2 separate regions of the Homo sapiens genome follow, and region 2 is linked to region 1. The links are chromatin contacts, found by Hi-C in ENCODE. All regions are on one chromosome and are shown on one strand. Each heading gives the region's core, a stretch centred on a gene start or an enhancer-like site at or near the end of the contact. The rest is flanking DNA. Distances are from core to core; before and after follow the strand shown.

Evidence for each region. A loop is a pair of places that touch in the nucleus more often than their neighbours do. Pooled maps may share reads with other maps.
Region 2: a loop to region 1 is called in a map with no recorded cell type, with 2.5 times the contacts of the local background. The contact joins two enhancer-like sites. A Hi-C loop is called at or near these places in 2 of 37 single-sample maps with no recorded cell type and 2 of 50 pooled maps.

Annotation. Positions count from the first base shown.
Region 1 is chr5:90,638,648-90,642,346 of GRCh38, reverse strand. All of the region lies in intron 11 of ADGRV1 (adhesion G protein-coupled receptor V1), which reads right to left. Among named protein-coding and RNA genes, the nearest start is that of ADGRV1, 82 kb to the right of the region's middle. Within about 2 kb of position 1,811, at least 4 of the 41 ENCODE cell types and tissues checked have a DNase peak (open chromatin) inside an H3K27ac peak, as active enhancers do.
Region 2 is chr5:91,278,348-91,282,046 of GRCh38, reverse strand. No RefSeq gene overlaps it. Among named protein-coding and RNA genes, the nearest start is that of LUCAT1, 34 kb to the left of the region's middle. RefSeq lists enhancers at 646-1,587, 1,330-1,589, 1,588-2,529. Within about 2 kb of position 1,891, at least 39 of the 41 ENCODE cell types and tissues checked have a DNase peak (open chromatin) inside an H3K27ac peak, as active enhancers do.

The DNA.
Region 1 (3,699 bases), core at 562-3,061:
TATATTTTATTTATATAAAGCATCAAAATTTGCAGATTTGATTCCAGTTTTAGAAAAATTTAATTTGTAACATGTAGTTAGAAGATAGCTTAAAACAAAATTGTGTTTCAATTTTACATACACTTGAATTTATTTTTAAAACTCATTACATAAGATTATACTAACTGAATAGAGCACATAATAGCTGGATAACTAAATGGACTAAAGCAAGCCACGCTGATAAAAAATAAACACAATTGTGATTACATTTTAGGAATATGTTGTGGTTTCAAATGCCTTCTATTCTCCTTAATTTTAAACCTGTGCTTTTTTGTCTTTTAGTATAAAAGAAAATGTAGGGAATATAAGAAAAAAAAGAATAGAATAGATCTGAGATGCATGACATGTTATACCAATTCCTACGTATCTCCAAAAGAACATATTAAAACAACATGTTTTTTAAATTTCTGGTTTTAACGTTCAAAGCATAATTAGAATGATCAAAGGGACTTGGACTGCAATGTTCTGAGAGTTTAAAAGCCAGCAGGCTCTTAAGAATTATCAATCCTGCAAGCTGCTCTAAACCTTGCGAAATGTCACGTCCTATTGAACCAAAAATATATTCATGCTCAGACTTCAAATCACAATGAAACCACAATTCATATGTAGAAATATGTAGAAAAAAAGCTCACTTCCTATTTAACAGAGAATCTGAATTGTCATCCTTCCCTAGTTTTTAGAAATCTGATAATACTTAGCATGCTAGTGGCCACAGAATAGTCTAAATAATAGGAGAGTTATTTTATATTGTTAAAACAGTCATAATTTTCATACCAAATTTGTCCATCATTTATATCAATATCCTCATTAATTAAAATTTCTTATATCCACATAAGCTAGGAAAGAAAAAACTGGATCAGAATGCAAAATATAAAAATCCATTCTGAACATTAAACAAATTTATTTTTAAACTTTCTTAAAATATGCTACCCTTAAGTGAAATGCAAATTCTGAAAAGTTCTGTATACGGCTCTGAGATATAAGCAATAAATTGCTTAGATGCTCTCAGAAAACCAATGGAACCGTTCAGATAATTGATTGCTAATTCTCTGTTAAACAAGCTACAAGATTCATAAAAGACATTGGGTAAAAATTTCAGAAGTACAGCACAGTAATTGTTCTTGAGGTTATGTGGACCTACAAGGAAAGTTAAAAATTTTAAGTTCGTCTAAATGTCATTACACTAATTCTCAAATTTCAAAATACTTTAAATGCATTCACAGTGCAAAACTCTTAGGACCAAAAATAAATAAACAACTTTGTGTAAGCTCCCCTTATCATTAGAAAATGAAACTGCACACAAAGCATGCATGGCCAGGTGGACAAGCAAAATTTCCCAAGACCTGTAATCATGCAGAACAGCAGTCTCGTCCAAAAACAATCACTTGCAAAACAAAATACTGAATCACCAAAAACAAGGTATTATTTTGTACACTTACCCAAAATACACGACAAACCTTTCAGTTTCTACCCTGTCAACACAGAAAGAAGTGTGGGAAGGGGAAAAAGGAGGCAGGGCACCATTTGCTAAAATCTCACTAATACTGTGAGAAACTTAGAATGGCAAGGGAAAAATAAAGCTAAAGAAAGGCTTCCTTTTTTCCCAAGAGCTAGTAATGTGCGTTTTATGGGAACTCTGCACCCTGGATTCTTTGCTATTGACAAATGCTAGCAAGAGGTTCGGCAGTTCCCACTTATGGAAGATGACCCCATGGCCAGCAAGCTTGTCAAGACCCATTCAAGACATTCCTTTCCAGGCCTCCTCCAAGGCGCCTGTGCCTGCCAAGCACTGTACAGGCTCACAAACCACAGCAGCTGAACAAATTTCATTCAGCCCTGCTTATAATTACTTAGTAGCTTTAATTAGATTTAAAAAAAAATAAAAACCTTTAGTCTCAGATCTAAAGCCAGTTGTTCTTTGAGTTAGAAAAAACAAAACTGTGTAACTAGAGAAATCTATACCTATATCATTTGCACAGGAACATACTGAAGAAGCCATATCATTGCACCTTTTAATTCTGCCAAAAATTACTTAAATACAACTTGGCATCAGGAAACCAAAACACTTTTCCAAATCCACAGTGTATTTCATTTTCAAACAGCCTTGAAAGCACATGTCAAATGTAGAGCCCTAGAGCTTCATTTTTAAAGTCAAATGCACCATTTATAAATATAGGGTTATATACCACATACACCAAAATTTTTCTGAAATAAACTGGCATAATGACATTGTTTGTGATTTGAGGAAAACTAAATAGAATATTTTTAACCAGCATGTTATTTGAAAGCACCACAAGTTTTTTAGTATCAGGGCAACTTTTGTCTATATTGAGTTGAAATATAGAGAATTTGAACTTGGATTTGACATTGAGAGGAAATTATAAACTGTTATCACAATAAACTGTTAACTATTTTCATTGCAATATTGTGATGTGATTTATTGTAATCATGCTTGCTATCATTCATTTATTCTTTCACTCAAGTTTTGTTAAAAATTTGCAAAATTAAGAGGGAGTTTTTGATAAAATACAGTATCTAAATTTTATTTAACTAAATGTTTCTGAACACTCAAATGTAATTTGCTCATTCTTGTTCACACACAAATGAGATAATACAAGTATGCACCAATTACTAGTCAAATTAAAACATTTTAATATATATTTGAACTAATTTCCTCTATTTGAAAAGAACCAATAATTTCTGAAATTTTCTACCTCATGATTTGTACTTCCTTATGTACTTTTTTTACTATGTACTATTTTTACCCATAGGGGATAGAAAAAGAAGAACAAAATAAACCCTTAAAAATTATACTTAATTTCAAATGTTTACATAAGATTTAAAAATGAATAGTTAGAAAGAATATAAAGAATAGTCACTATCAATTTGCAGATGGATAGTGTAAATCATTCTTTAAACATTTAGTTGAGAGTAGAAACTGTCAGCTAAGCTAACAAAGTTTCTACAGATTCCCACAGCATTGGTTTATCATCACTGTTTCTGTTTCTTTAGTTGTTTTCAAGATTGTCCACTGAATGCTTACACCTTACTTAAGGAAAAAAACAAAAATGAAAAAAATAATTTCCAATTTACATTTCATTACATTTTACTGATTTTTTCATCGTATGAAATACCTTTTCTTAAGATCGAGTCTGAAACATATATTAAAACCATAAGTCATCTAGACTCTGTGTGTGTGTGTGCGCGAGCGTGTGTGTGTGTGTGTGTGTGTGTGTTGTAAATTGGTTTTTGCTTTTTGGTTTTTTTGTTTGCTTGGTATTTTGGTTGTTTTGTTTTACTCTTTATGTAAGAAAGGAAGTAAACACAACGTGGTTTTGAAAGAAAGCAAAAGGAACAGTGGACATTCAATAATTTGTTGCTTACATTCTATACTTTTCTTTCACATAAAAATAAAAATCAGTTACCCATCAGATTTTTAAAAATGTGTTTAGACAAAGCATCTACAAAGAAAAATCTATAAGACACTGTTATAGAGAGATCCATGGACTATATAAAATAACTTACTACTTTAGTCCTGAATAATGTAACACAAAATGTCCCTTGAATTTATCTTGAATTTTATTGTTTCTAAATATGAATTGCACAAAGCCCTCAAGTCACAGTAACCTTCTCTAATATGAATCAACTTTCATATAAAGA
Region 2 (3,699 bases), core at 642-3,141, 640 kb before region 1:
AAGTCTGACTTGGTAAATGCCAAGGCAATATCCATATGGATATGCTAAGAATAATGAATCAGAATCAGGCACAGTTTTTAAAACATCAAATGATGTATGTAATTACTTAAAATCTTAAATTTTTATGCAATAATTTGACTTTTTTTTTAAGGCTAGCGCATTAAGTATACCTCCCATTACAACTAGTTCAAGTATATGAGATTCCATTTCTGGTCCATATTACTCATTTTGCTTTCTTGGGCTCTGATCCTCTCTCGTATTTTCATGTTTCCTATTTGTATTTGTTTGGGGCTTTTCTCTCCTTTACAAAATTGGGTAGTCATGCTTCTCCAGTAACCTTGGTGAGTCAGTTCAACCTCTAATTACTTCAGTCTCCTTGCCTGCAAGAAAAGCAGTCAAACTACACGAACACTCTATTGTTTTGCATCATTTCACACGTACACAGGGATAAGGAGGGAAATAATTCTCCCAATGAAGCAGAACCACCGGTAACAGCTGGCACAACTTCTAAAGACCCAGTCTGTCTTGAAAAACAGCCGCAAATTGTCCCTAAATAATAATTACCCCACCTGTATCAGGACTATCTCACTGACTAGCTGCACTTCATGACACAATACCTGCTATTAACTCTCAGCATGGATATAAACATTGCCATAATATTTTTTAAAACCAACAATGTATCATTTGCACATTAGGACAACAGAATGTTAGTTAAGGCACAGAAAACACAAAGGCATGGCTACCCTGTTCTTTGGTGACTCCATATCTAATTATTACCACACATGTCTCCAGTCTTTAGACAAATTTAGTTATTATAAGGGTGGTTGGACAAATAGCAAAGATTTGATTTTCATTAACAAAGGGCACATCAGAACCGAGTTAATCCTTCCCAGTTACCCAACATTCAAAGCTTCTAGTGCAGTCACTTTCTAGTCATTTTAGAACCCAGAGCAGTGTGACGATTTGATGCTTAAGTTTCAACACGTTTTATTAATCCATTCTTCTTGTGCTTCATTTAAAATATTGGAAACTATAAAAAGATCAGCGTGTTAATCCTCTGCCAGGAAACGGGAAAAAAAAGTTAAAAACCTAACAACAACACGAAAAGAGCAAGAGCGCTGGAATCTCAGCTTTGAGGAAACACATGGGATGAAAGCATCCGCCCAAGCTCTAACCATTTGTCACATGGGACTCTTCCCCTCGGGGGTGAATCCTGGATGTCCCCAGGATGGAGCGAGGAGGTCGTGCGTGCGGGCGAGTGTGTGACTGCAGGGGGCCTTGGCGGCGCGAGGAGGCGACGCCGCCCCCTCCCTCAGGCGCAGGGAGGGTCTTCCAGGAAGCGGCGGATCTCTGCTGACTCCGCGGCTGCGGGCCCCGGGCTGCGGCCGCCCAGGCCGGCACGTAGCGCCGAGCGTGACTCAGCGCTGACTCATCCGACTCGCTGCCAGTGGATTTCCCCCGTCAGCTGCTCGCGCTACTCCTGTCGCCGGGAGCTCGCAGGACTTCGCAGATACCGCTGCCTCCTTAGTCTTTCCTGAATAGCAGAGCAGTCCTGTCGCTTTAAACAGAGCAAGGCAGCTTTCACTGCTTTTGAATCCCGACCGAGCGGGGCACTGCCGTGCTTTGTTTTCTTTGCCTTTAAGAGTGCAATAGTCCACTAATCAAATTCTTTCATCAAAAGAGTGTTGGGACAAATCCCTGACATCGTCCTTCCACTGTGATTTGGAGATGACCTCCACCCAGGTTTCACTTCCGTTGTACCCAGCTCTCGTCTTATTTTTGTCCCTCATTTTGTGAATTTATCCTCTCACTACGCTTGATAACTAACCTTGGCGCAAACCCACAACTGTGGTGACGCAAATCAGGTTGGAACTTGGCATCGTTGTGTGCGGGCAGTGAGGGACTTACTGTAAAAACTGGGGCCTTCATAAAGGCGTTCTTATTTGCAATCCTACTTGCTGATTAGATACCGTGCTCATTTTCTGTCTGCCACTCCCCTTTGAAAGTTCCTGAGACAGGCCGGGCGCGGTGGCTCACGCCTGTAATCCCATCACTCTGGGAGGCCGAGGCGGGCGGATCACGAGGTCAGGAGATCGAGACCGTCCTGGCTAACACGGTGAAACACCGCCTCTATTAAAAAATACAAAAAATTAGCCGGGCGTAGTGGTGGGCGCTTGTAGTCCCAGCTACTCGGGAGGCTGAGGCAGGAGAATGGCGTGAACCTGGGAGGCGGAGCTTGCAGTGAGTGCCACTGCACTCCAGCCTGGGCGACAGAGCGAGACTCCGTCTCAAAAAAAAAAAAAAAAAAAAAAAAAGAAAGAAAGAAAGCTCCTGAGACAGATTTAGATGGACTGCTAAAACCTGTCCATCTAAATGGACCGGTTTAGATGGACCGCTCCCGGTCGTGCTCATTTCTTCTTCCCCAGAGTTCAATCTGCAGCGCAGCAGCAGGGCAGCATTTCTCTAACTTTACCGTGGACCGCCTGCATCAAAAGCGCCGCGGTAAAAATGCAGATTCTTGAAGCTCACTTCAAATTACAGACTCAGAATGTCCTGGCTGGGTGGGGGCATGGAGGCACCTGTCTGAGGTCGGGGCCTAGAAATAATCCATCGTATTAACCAACTACCTATCAGTGATTCTTAGGTACATTTAGGTTTGACAACTATAGCAAGAGGGCGAGGATGTGAGACATTATACTGGGTAGACTCTAGGACTCCTTACGATATAGAACACTGTGTTCTAAAATTGATGTTTAAGTTTTGATGGAAGGAAAAAATATTTCCAAATTTGGTTTTATATATTATATTGTTTGCTTTAACTGTATATTTATATAGACAAATTTCTTTTCTTTTTTTTTTTTTTTCTTTAAAGAGAGAAGGCCGAGGCGGGTGGATCATGAGGTCAGGAGATCGAGACCATCCTGGCTAACAAGGTGAAACCCCGTCTCTACTAAAAATACAAAAAATTAGCCGGGCGCGGTGGCGGGCGCCTGTAGTCCCAGCTACTGGGGAGGCTGAGGCAGGAGAATGGCGTGAACCCGGGAAGCGGAGCTTGCAGTGAGCCGAGATTGCGCCACTGCAGTCCGCAGTCCGGCCTGGGCGACAGAGCGAGACTCCGTCTCAAAAAAAAAAAAAAAAAAAAAAAAAAAAAAAAAAAAAAAAAAGAGAGAGTCTTTCTGTGTTGCCCAGGCTGGCCTCGAACTCCTGGGCTCAAGGAACCCTTCCGCCTCAGCCTCTCCAGTAGTTAGGACTACAGGCGTGCACCACCACTCGGCTCTTTTTCTTTCTTCCTTTTTATTTTTATTTACTTATTTTGAGACATGGTCTCACTCTCTCGCCTAGGCTAAAGTGAAGTGGTGGGATCTTGGCTCACTTCAGCCTCACCCTCCCCAGAATCAGGTGATAGTCCCACCTCAGCCTCCCCAGGGGCTGGGGCTACAGGTGTGTGCCACCATGCCTGAATAATTTTTGTATTTTTTTAAGAGACAGGGTTTCACCATGTTGCCCAGGCTGGTCTCGAACTCCTGGGCTCAAGGGATCCGCCTGCCTCGGCCTCCCAAGGTGCTGGGATTACAAGGGTGTACCACCATACCTGGCCGGCTCTTTTTTTTTTTTTTTAATTAGAACTTTGTTTATAAAATAAAATCAAGTTTCTATAAATTTTCTTTATTTCAGAGTAATATTTTTCCAATCTGACTT